Regions from separate parts of the Homo sapiens genome. Here regions 1 and 3 are each linked to region 2. A link is a contact called in ENCODE Hi-C or POLR2A ChIA-PET data. All regions are on one chromosome and are shown on one strand. The core of a region is the stretch at or near the end of the contact, and the rest is flanking DNA. Distances in the headings are between cores, read along the strand shown. Region 1 overlaps CLYBL (citramalyl-CoA lyase). Region 2 holds the start of PCCA (propionyl-CoA carboxylase subunit alpha). Region 3 holds the start of GGACT (gamma-glutamylamine cyclotransferase).

The links. Hi-C counts contacts between places; a loop is a spot of excess contacts on that map. ChIA-PET counts read pairs that join two places held with the same protein, here RNA polymerase II (POLR2A). Pooled maps may share reads with other maps.
Region 1: a loop to region 2 is called in a map of sigmoid colon, with 10 times the contacts of the local background. The contact joins the enhancer-like site here to the promoter of PCCA in region 2. A Hi-C loop is called at or near these places in 13 of 168 maps with a recorded cell type or tissue (CD4-positive, alpha-beta T cell, CD4-positive, alpha-beta memory T cell, CD8-positive, alpha-beta T cell and 9 more), 4 of 37 single-sample maps with no recorded cell type and 33 of 50 pooled maps. POLR2A ChIA-PET finds 5 or more read pairs at or near these places in 3 of 52 experiments (A549, WTC11 and activated CD4-positive, alpha-beta memory T cell).
Region 3: a map of naive thymus-derived CD4-positive, alpha-beta T cell shows a loop between it and region 2 (10-fold over the local background). The contact joins the promoter of GGACT here to the promoter of PCCA in region 2. A Hi-C loop is called at or near these places in 1 of 168 maps with a recorded cell type or tissue (naive thymus-derived CD4-positive, alpha-beta T cell), 1 of 37 single-sample maps with no recorded cell type and 8 of 50 pooled maps.

The regions. Positions count from the first base shown.
Region 1 is chr13:99,656,372-99,660,155 of GRCh38, reverse strand. All of the region lies in intron 1 of CLYBL (citramalyl-CoA lyase), which reads right to left. Among named protein-coding and RNA genes, the nearest start is that of MIR4306, 15 kb to the right of the region's middle. RefSeq lists enhancers at 398-913, 1,794-1,843, 1,854-1,943. Within about 2 kb of position 1,400, at least 28 of the 41 ENCODE cell types and tissues checked have a DNase peak (open chromatin) inside an H3K27ac peak, as active enhancers do; they include CD4-positive, alpha-beta T cell, CD8-positive, alpha-beta T cell, ascending aorta and 2 more, where a contact is called at or near this core.
Region 2 is chr13:100,087,416-100,090,854 of GRCh38, reverse strand. It overlaps PCCA (propionyl-CoA carboxylase subunit alpha), which reads right to left and starts at 1,762. Exons shown (of 24, transcript NM_000282.4): 1 at 1,630-1,762. The coding sequence starts at 1,734. PCCA-DT (PCCA divergent transcript) reads left to right here and starts at 1,912. Exons shown (of 2, transcript NR_132422.1): 1 at 1,912-2,222. RefSeq lists a silencer at 1,433-1,612 and enhancers at 1,893-2,152, 2,183-2,232.
Region 3 is chr13:100,586,856-100,590,189 of GRCh38, reverse strand. It overlaps GGACT (gamma-glutamylamine cyclotransferase), which reads left to right and starts at 1,401. Exons shown (of 3, transcript NM_001195087.2): 1 at 1,401-1,449. RefSeq lists a silencer at 1,249-1,768.

The DNA of each region.
Region 1 (3,784 bases), core at 151-2,650, 430 kb after region 2:
TCACATCATTTAAAACAAGCTGGATGTGTCGCTGGAGTGCCTCAATTTATTCCATTCGCACCTAGCTCCTAAGGAGTCTGGTATTTGTTTCTTTTTCTCTAAGAAGCTCAAACACCTGAAAATAACATCGCTATCTCCTCTCTGTCTCCACAGGCAAGGGAAGTTTTTTTAAAAATGCGTGTGTGGCCTTATTATTAAGTTTTTTAAATCCAGGTGATATTATGCCCAGAAATCGCCCCCTGGTTCACAGAAGAGAGACTGCTAACGCCACCCAGGTCTGTACAGGAGGCCCCTGCCCAGAGAATGCTGCTTTATTTCCACATATCAATTATTTATGCCGCCAAACAGGTTTTTGATAGAATCCTAGTGGTTTTAATTGGCTTCTGGTGACTATTACTATATAATACCTTTAAAATATCATCTACCTTATGATGGGAAAATAAAACTATGCCAATATGTAAGTTTCAACGGCATGCATTAATTTTTAAACTACTCCCGGATGTTTTAGGATTTCCTGCCAATAAAGAATAGGGCATAGTATTCCTGGCATCATTAAATAAATGACTTTTGCCAACATCAACAAGCAAACAATAGAAAACAGGACTCCACCAACAAATGAAAAGGGGGTGTCAAAAAATTCAAGCCTGGCTTTTTGCATATGTAGTGAAACTGAAGGCACTTCCCCAGCAAGTATTGAAATGCACAGATAAGAACACAAAAGGCCTTGAAGTGGTTTGAAGGGTCGCAATTTGCTATTAAACACAGCAGATGGAAACCTGTGAAAGCCCACTTAACGGAACTTTTGAATGCTCCTGTGTGAAATCAAGAGTCATGCACAAGTTAGGGCAATCACTGATTCTACAGTTTTTTAAATTGCACTCTCAGTTTGTTAGAGGAGAAATACACACACACACGCATATATATACATATATATATATACACACACACACACATAGCTTAGAGGATGATTTAGAAGAGGAATACTAATCCCCTCTCTGTCAGAAATTAAAATGCAAGGGTGAATAGCATGCAACTAAGTACCAGCAAAGAGTAAATATTGGTTATGTTTAGGAAAGAGCATAAAAACAGATGTGATATAAAGTTAGACCTTTCACTTCAAAAAATACTAAGCAACTAGTTCTTTGCCCCTGGGGGAAAAATCTCTTTTAATTATGTAAAAAGTGAAGAGACGGTAGTAGGATTCTTTACCTTTGAATACTAAATTAGGAAACAGCAGCATCAAAGGCAGGCTTGATCTGTTTTGCCTGAAAAATTAATAGGCTTTACAAGTCCTTTGCAATGGAGTCTAGGATTGCATAAAAAAAGAGGCTCTGGTGACACCAACAGTCCCAGGAACAAAATGCAGCTGTGGAGGCGGGTTGGGGGTTGGGAGAGGGTTTTTGTTGTTTGGTTTTGGGGGATTTTTTTTACTTTTCTTTAATCAAAATGGATAAACCCGGCTGCCGAAACTCCGCAGAGAACCTGCTCTGCCCGAGGCTTCCTCCCCACCCCACCTCCTTGTTCCTGTCCACACCCCGCCCCGCTGCCTGTGGCCGAGGCCTGTCGCCGGGCTGGAGGGCCTAGCTACCCCAACTCCGCGGTTTCAAAGCGCAGAGAGTTGAAAGGAGGGGAGGCCGGCGTGGGGGAGAGGGACACAGGAGGAAAGGCCTCAGTCAGAGTCCCCGGCAGCCTCGGGGTTTCGCGATGGTTCCCTCCTGGTCCCTCCTGGAAGTGGGAGGCGGACCCTGCGCTTTGCAGCAGAAACTTTCTGGGAGCCTGGAAGACTTGTCACCCAGTCCGCGGTCTCTCCAGCAGTGGGAGGAGCGCTGAAGGTGGTGATTACTATCGACAAACCTAAAATTCTTTCTCTTGAGAGCTCCCACACTATTCACCCCGAGTGGGCCTGCGGATGAAGCTGCTGGTGCCAAAAAGGGTAGGAGGGGGCGCCATGGCAGTCCCCTGCCGGCGGCCCCTTATGAAACCGGGCCGGTTGCTCTGCAGAGCGCACGCAGGCGGCCTTCTGCTCGCACATCGAACTGGCATCCTCGTCTTTTGTCCATGACGTCCCTGTGCCCCACTGCTGCAGCCGAGAGGGACCGCGGCACCAGCGGGCAGGGAGGGCTGGCGCGCCCCGCCAGGTCAATAGCAGGAAACTCCGAAGGCAGGGCGAGGAAGGCACGGGCTTGGGTTCTGCCCCGGACTGCGAGGAAACATGGAGACTCAGGGCGAGCAGCTCCTAAGGAAGCCGACTTGGCTTCTGTTCCTGGGAAAAGCGGATCAAGAAACTCGCTGAAGACCACTATTTACAGATGAGCCACAGCAGAGCTGCTTAATTCACTCAATAACAAACCTTAATTGCTCAAAACAAAGCAGCTAAGTCTCTTTAGAGTGCTTCAAAGGCCCTTCACATTGTAACTTGCAGTATAAAATGTATGCAATATTTCCAAAAAAGAAAAAAAATTCAGAATCAAGGATAAAGTTAGAACTTTACCTTAATCTTCTTTTAAAGAGTTTTTTTCCCCATCTCCCCCTCTAATTAGGTCAAAATTTAGATGTTATTATGATCTAACTACAATCTGTTTATTTTACTGCCTTTTTAAAAGAAAAGAGACATTTGTGCCTTAATCCTAAAAAGCCCCAAATCTGAATTTAAAAGAATAACATTATTGGACAATTATATGGAAAGTCAAGAAAGATTTTTGAAAGAACTATCAAAAGACAATATTTATATAGAATTCAAGCATTAGCGGTGAGCCTGACACAGCAAAACCATTGTATTTTCCACTAGTTTTGTTTTGCTCTATACAGCTGTGTTTTCACAGATGCAAAGCCATGTGTCTCCACCAAAAGGTTTAGCCCTCCCTTCAGATGTGAATGCGGATCAAAGGTTCAAACGCAGAAATACAAGATCCTTTTCCCTTTGGAACATGTTTTTATTTTTCTGCAGTGGCTGCAAACCAGAATTTCCATCTGTTGTCCTTCTGCAGTATACAGGTTAACCTTAACAGTGGGGCTCGGAGCACTGTTATCTCAGCTAAGAAGTGCACAGATGAAGCACGTCTGCATGTACCATCAGAGCAGCTCCCCAAGATGTCCACGCAGCTAAGACAGAATTGAACCAGGCAGGAGCAGAATCCATTTTAGTTGACATATAGAAATTAATTTTCATTTCTGTGCAACATCAGAACGGATGATGAATTTAAGATGGGGTTTTGCTTTCACACCACATGCACCTTGGTAAAGATAACATCAACCATGATTTCCTGTCTGTCCCTCCTCCTTCCTAGAGCCAGCAGTATGCAATAAGACATTTTGCATTTGAATCTCAGCTTGCTGAAAATTCTCTAACAACAGAAAATGATTTGATAAAACAACTCATTAATTTTAAGTATCTTACAATTTACCAACCCATAATTTTGAATGGAAATTTTAAAAAAATTTGTTACCTATTAATCCTTTTAATAACTCATCCTCTCAATTTCCATTTCTTTATCAAACATACCCTCAGAGTGACTGAGAGAGAAACAGGTTTCTCTATTACCTACTCTAAACATGGATTTACTGCCATGTAAACATTGGCTTAGGAGAACAGTAAAAATGCGGCAATGCAGCTAACAAGGTGGGAGGCTTTGAAGGTATTTCTGCCAGGTTTTTAAGGTCACTAAATGTTAAGAGAAAAATGAACTAGAGAGGAACATATATATATACCTATCTGTAGACGATCAAGAGAGGTTAGAGGGACAAATGGCGGGATGACAGATACAAAGCTTTGGCTAGTTCATGG
Region 2 (3,439 bases), core at 513-3,012:
TTGGCACTATAGCTTCGAGCAAGTCACATTAACACTCAGTGCCTCACTTTCATCTTCTGTAAATGGGGGACATACGACTGTTGTGAGATTGAATAAATTAGTTCAAGCAAAGCAACAGAACAGTATCTAGAACACAGAATTCAAAATCTTGGCTTGGTCAAATCCCTCTATTTTATTTTCTTATAGCACCCGGGCATCTCCCCTAATACCATTTTACACTTGTTACAGTCTCCCTACTAGAGTAAAATTTCTAAGAAAGCAGAAACCATATTCATTCCCCAGAAGTGGAAGACAGGAGATATTCAGTAAATATTTGTTGAAAAAAATAGCTACAAGGACGAAGCTGACGCCCAAGGAAGAGACCTGTCCAATATACAAAGCCTCATGCGCCTGACCCCAAAGCCCACACTTTACACCATACTAACTTGCCTCCTATGTAAATGCATAAGTCTTACAGCTGCAATTGAAGTGGCCAACACAGATGAACAGAATGATAAAGATTAAAGAACACTAAACTGTATGGGAACACAGAAAACAGTGAAAGTCCGCACGCTGAATTGGACACAAAACAAACATAGGTGCCACTCACTTCCATGTCGATAAGCTCCAGCTCTCATACTGCCCACCTGGGGCTCGGTTCCCTCCTCTTTAAAGAGTAGGATGGGGCAGGTCGTCTCTAAAGTGTCTTCAACGTCTAAAATTAAATGACTATAAATCAAGTTATGTGGCAATGTTTTAATAATTATTTTTTAAAAGGAAGTTTAACAAGCACACTGAACCAGCTGACAGATGGTTTTCAGGGGACCTTCATTTTAAAGAATGTGTTCAAGTGCCTCAACAAACCTTATAAAGTAGGTTAGGTGGTCTGTGCCCCAGAATTAACGACAGACTCGACATTGACTGGAGACAGAGCTCAGAAGCACACACAAGCACTCCAACCTGTTTGTCAATCTGCCATCATGACAGCCTAGGTATACAGAACAGTCATGAAATGTGTTTAGAACAGTGCCAAAATCAGGCTCACCACTATACCGAAAAGGAAAGTAAGTTCACGGGATGCATTTGGTACACAGTAGACTGGGGTGTCATACAATTAAAACAGGCTTTCAAATGAAACGTAAAATCTATTGGCAGTCCTGACATGGTATAATACTTTAAAAGATAAGACAAACTCACAACCCTAACACTACTTAAGCAACAGTTCACAGTGTCCCTTCAAAAATGCTGGAAAGAGGCAACAGAACACGGAAACTATAAGGACACCTAAAAAGACACCCTGGAAAGCTTAAGACAAAGCCAATGCCGCGGGGCCCTGGAAGCAGACCTCGAGCAATATGCCTGCCCAAAGCCATCAGCCGCCTCGGAGGGCGTGCGGGCACCCAACTGCCTCTGCCCTAGGCCTCTCTGCTCCGCAGGATCCCCGCGAGGAACAGCTGCAACGAGGGATGCCTCCTGAGCCCGCTGCCACGCGAACTCCGGGAGGGAGGAAAGCAAGCGGTGTAGCTGATGCGGAACCGGGGCGCGGGGGCAGCCGGACCCAGCCAGCGCTCTCCCGGCGCCAGCCGCCCAGAGGCGGCACGGCTAGAAGCCCAGTGAAGCCCGGACCCGCGAGGCCCCGTTGCTCCTCACCTTCAGGGTCCGCAGCGCCGCGCTCAGCATCAGCTGCTGCGGCGGCCACCGCCCACGCCGTCCGGCAGCGACCAGCGGTGCTGTCCCGACCCAGAACCCCGCCATTGTTGTCCCCGCAGACCGCCCCTCTGCTGACCTCTCACACAGCCGGAGGGGGTGGAGAAGGGGAGCGCAGGAGCTCCGGCAAATCACGAGCCAGAAACCCGATGCCCCGCCCCCTAACTTGCGGAAAGGGGAGGGTGAGTGGTCGGCCAGATCCGCCGGATCCGGGATCCGGGAGTCGCGCTAGGACCTGGAGGGCTAGTCGGCGGGCTGCGCGTCCGGCCGCTAGCTGAGCTGGAGGCCACCGGCCAGAGCCGACCCCAGGAGTGAGAGAGACAGGGGCGTGCGTGAGTTCCGGCGGCCTGCACCGGGCAAACCCCGTACCTTCCCAGCATCGGCTCAGCAACCCACGTGCATCCAGGCCGGTCAATGTCATTGAGTCACCTCCGCGCCTTGGCCACCCTGGAGTCCCGAGAATCCGAAGTTCCAGACAAATGCCCAAACTACATTCCTGCATGTTCGAAAGCGTAAATTGCAAAGCACAAATCCAGGTAAGGTTTTTAACGACTGTAATAACACATAAAAAGTTCTAGGTCTGGAAATCAGAGATCCGAGCTCAAGTCCTACCTCTGGCACTTAATATGTGTGTGTGAAAGAAATTAGCCACAACTAGAGTCAGTCTTTGTTGCTCGCAAGCAGAAACCCTTGTTAGTACAACTACTGGCCAGGCGCAGTGGCTCACGCCTGTAATCCCAGCACTCTGGGAGGCCGAGGCGGGAGGATAACCTGAGGTCAGGAGTTGGAGACCAGCCTGGACAACATGCCGAAACCCCGTCTCTACTAAAAAATACAAAAATTAGCTGGGCGTGGTGGCGCACTCCTGTAATCCCAGTTACTCGGGAGGAGGCTGAGGCAGGAGAATTGCTTGAACCCTGGAGGTGGAGGTTGCAGTGAGCCGGATCATGCCACTACACTCCAGCCTGGGTGACAGAGCAAACTCCGTTTCGAAAAATAAAATAAAAATTAGTACAACTATTAAGGGCCGGGCCGTGTGCTAGAGCCTCAGATTCCCTCTTACTTGAGAGTTTACAAGAACCTTAATGGAGTATATATTATTTCCATTTGGAGAAACTGAAGCTGTAGCAGGGTAAAGTCACTCAGCGAGTAAAAGGTCAAACTAGGGTTTGAACCCAAATCTGGCTGCCTTGAGGGACTGGGCTCATGTTTTGCTATATTATGGAAATTTTAAAATATATACAAAAGAGATAAAATTGTACTATGATCACCCAGATACCCATTACACCGCGTCAATGAATCAACATTTTGTCAATCTTGTTTCATCTATTCCCCTTTTTATTTTGTGCAGGAATATTTTAAAGCAAATCTAAGACATCAGACCACCTCACCTATAAACACATCAGTATTGGGGGTTCTCCTCTTAACTACTTTGCATCTCCTGCAGAGTCACCTTGAGAGAGTTACAAAGCTAGGAATGGCCTAGAGTACACTACAGCATGGTAAATGCCCAAAGAGAGAGAAATAAAATGGGGATATCAGAAAGGTGACATTTAATGGAATTTTAGAATGTAAGTAGGGACTTTTGTGACAAAATGAAAAGGATTATCAATTTTACAGGACTTCTCACTTATGTACCTCAGTCTTCATTCATTTTCTACCTGGGAAACTTGCTTTTCTTTTTTCTTTTGTTTTTTGTCTTTTCCCCATGTTTTACCCTTTGGATTAGTTTTCCTTAGGCCCTGTTTGTTTT
Region 3 (3,334 bases), core at 152-2,651, 500 kb before region 2:
GGAATCATTCTTTCGCTTCAAAAAGTTAAGAATTACTGCTGTCTTTAAAAATATTAATATGAGGCCGGGCGCGGTGGCTCACGCCTGTAATCCCAGCACTTTGGGAGGCCGAGGCAGGCGGATCACGAGGTCAGGAGATCGAGACCATCCTGGCTAAAATGGTGAAACCCCGTCTCTACTAAACATACAAAAAATTAGCCGGGCGTAGTGGCGGGCGCCTGTAGTCCCAGCTACTTGGGAGGCTGAGGCAGGAGAATGGCGTGAACCCGGGAGGCGGAGCTTGCAGTGAACCAGATCCCGCCACTGCACTCCAGCCTAGGCGACAGAGCGAGACTCCGTCTCAAAAAAAAAAAAAAAAAAAAAAAAAATATTAATATGAGCTAGACAAGGTTTTTTAATACATTTCAATTTAATTATGAAGTGTCCAAGACAAGAAAAAACTGTGAAAACCAACGACTTATGTACCTGATGGTTTAGATTTCTTTTGGAATTGTACATCTGTTCAAAATACAATTACATCTGCATTGTTGGAAACGTTTGGATAAAAACCAGTTTATATAAAGGTTTCAATCAGTCCACATCCATGAGAAAGTAGAAAGGGCAGGAAATGATTAAGGGGGATTATTGCTAATCTGATAAACACAGATTTGTGTCTTTCGGAGAGACAGAAGTGTCACTCTCTCCATAGCTGTACCATTCCTACCACCTGGCCCCCAAGTGGCATTGCTTTAACCCATTGTCTCTAGGGAAAATGTTCTCTTTCGATTTTGGTTCTCAGTCCTATAATTTCTGGGGCTTAAATTAGTCCTGGAGCTAGGGAAGAGGTGATGTCATCCTTCCATTGTCTCCTTCGGCCACAGTTTCATTTTAAGAGTATTGGTAAGTAAGTGGGCAGTGTGACTAGATGGCGGTCTGGACTCGGTATCAGGGCTGTGTGCATGCCCAGCTGGGGGGCCTTGGTGGTGTGTGATGTGATAGATACACACATGGTTGGCATCCCCAAGTGTGTCTGCGCTTGGGTTCATTTGTGTGTGCATGTGTGTCCATTTGATGTGGCGTGTCCCCAAGCTTGTGGAGTCGTCTGTGAGTCTGTTTTGTGGGGTGTGGCCCAGGTGTGTCAGGGTCCACCATGCAGTCGGGGCTTGAGCCTGAGTGCCCAGGTGTGTTAGGGTGGATGTGACTTCTGTGGGGCGTCCCCAGGTGTGTGAAGCTGGTTGCGCTGTGTCTGCGGCGGGGCGTCTCCGGCGGGCATCGGCGTGGGTGGGTCTGGCTGTTAGGCGGCCAGTTGTGCGAGCGGCCACGTGTGTGCGAGGGCGCCGCAGGGGCTGGCGGGCCTCGCGTTCCGCCTGCAGGGGGCGCCGCCGGGGGCGGCCTGGGAGCAGAGGCGCGGGCCCGGCCCTGCATTTCCGCCCTGGCCCTGCCCTCCCCGACAGCCCCGGCTGCCGGCAGGTGAGGCGCTGAGCCCGGGCGGGGGTCGGGGCTGCGCCTGCTCCGCCCCCCAGGCGGGGTGTCCTGGCGCCCGCGGGAACCTGGGGCGTCGCTCCCTGCGCGGCGTCCGGGTCGAGGCCGCAGCACTCGGCGTCCCCGCGGGTGAGGGAGGAGGCCTGGGGCGCCGCCGGCCGGCGAGGCCAGCCGGAGGGAGGGGACGGTGGACCCCGAAACGCGTCCTCCATTGCCCCGCGCGGGGGCCACGGGCGCGATTGCCAGAACGGGCAGAGGGCGGTAAAAGCCAGGAACCGCCTCACGCACGGGCGCTGCTTCCCTGTAAAGGAAGCGTGACAGCCCACACGCTGGCTTTCAGAGGACCTCAGCTGAACCGGGCTAACACTTCTCAGAAATTGTTTTTCATTTTAAAGATTTCCTGTTTGTAAGGAGACTAGAAGCTGCAAAAGAAATCTAAAAACGTCTCCTGGCACTTGTGAATTTCTGATCTAAGGTTTCTTTGGAGCCATTAGTGAAACTTCTGAAATTTTGAAGAAATTTACTGCCTTGATTATTAATTATGGTTATCATTGCTGTTTTACTCTGTGGGCCAAGGACAACGCCACAAGCTCAAAAGCAGACTTAAGTGTTTTTTGAACACAGCTTCTTAACTCCACGCTTAGTTGATTTAATATTTAAGTGATAAGAAAATGCAGTCGATTTCTGGCCCTTTTTATTGTTTGGGATGAAGTCTTGCCCTGTTGCCCAGGCTGGAGTGCAGTGGCGCGATCTCGGCTCACTGCAACCTCTGCCTTCCGGGTTCAAGCGATTCTCCTGCCTCAGTCTCCCGGGTAGCTGGGATTACAGGCGCCTGCTATCACGCCCAGCTTATTTTTGTGTTTTTAGTAGAGACAGGGTTTCACCATGTTGGCCAGGCTGGTCTCGAACTCCTGACCCCGTGATCCGCCCGCCTTGGCCTCCCAAAATGTTGGGATTACAGGCATGAGCCACTGCACCCGGGATTTGTGGCCTTTTTTAAAAGCAAGTTATTCGTTTTGCTAAATGTCCCAGGAGAAATGATTAATGAAAAACTAAAGGTGACCTATTTAAAGTGTAGGTCTTACACACACGTAGGTGTCCTTATGTACATTTACCTGTAAGTGAAGACTTTTCCCTGGCCTCATTCAATTTATTGAAATGCTCAGATGAAGAGCACCTGCAGTTTGCCCGTATTTTCCCAAAATGCCTTGTTTTCCTGAAACTATTCCCAGAAGAAGCCAGACTTCCCTGAATAAGCAGACCACTGTGTTCTAGCAGAGATTCGTATTGTAAAAGCTGAGTTTGCAAAGTTAAATTAATTTCTAATTGGTGGATTTTTGTACGGAAATACTTTGGGCTAGTTGATTTTACTAACCAGGCCCTAACTACTACTAGTTAGGAGAGGGTGGTTGTTTGTGGTGATCTGGATAGTAGGTAGCAGTAAGCAGAATAGAAGAGGGATTTTAAAATGATCTGTTCATTTCTCTCTTTACTAGTAAGATTTCCAATCTGTGTCCATTCTTGAAGTGAAGTCATTGGGAGGCTTTGTATCCACCTCGAGCCAGGGCCCTTACCAGTGATTAGGACACCAGCAGGCTGGTGTGGAAGTGTAGTGCAGCCATGCTTGAAGAGGGGACAGGACCCAAGGAAAGGTGACAGTAAGAGGACAGAAACACGAAATATTCGCAGCCCTCTTTAGAACATCCTCCATCTAGGCAAACTCTATTAGGAATTTTAAGAGTTCTCAATTAAACATGACTGCCCAGTGTCCTGCTGAACAGGAATTCATTCTTCAGTTGAAGCTCTATTGTCAGTAAAACTACTCAGGATAAGGCAGCCGTGTTTAGGCCGTGAGGACCTGCCCCTGGACTGC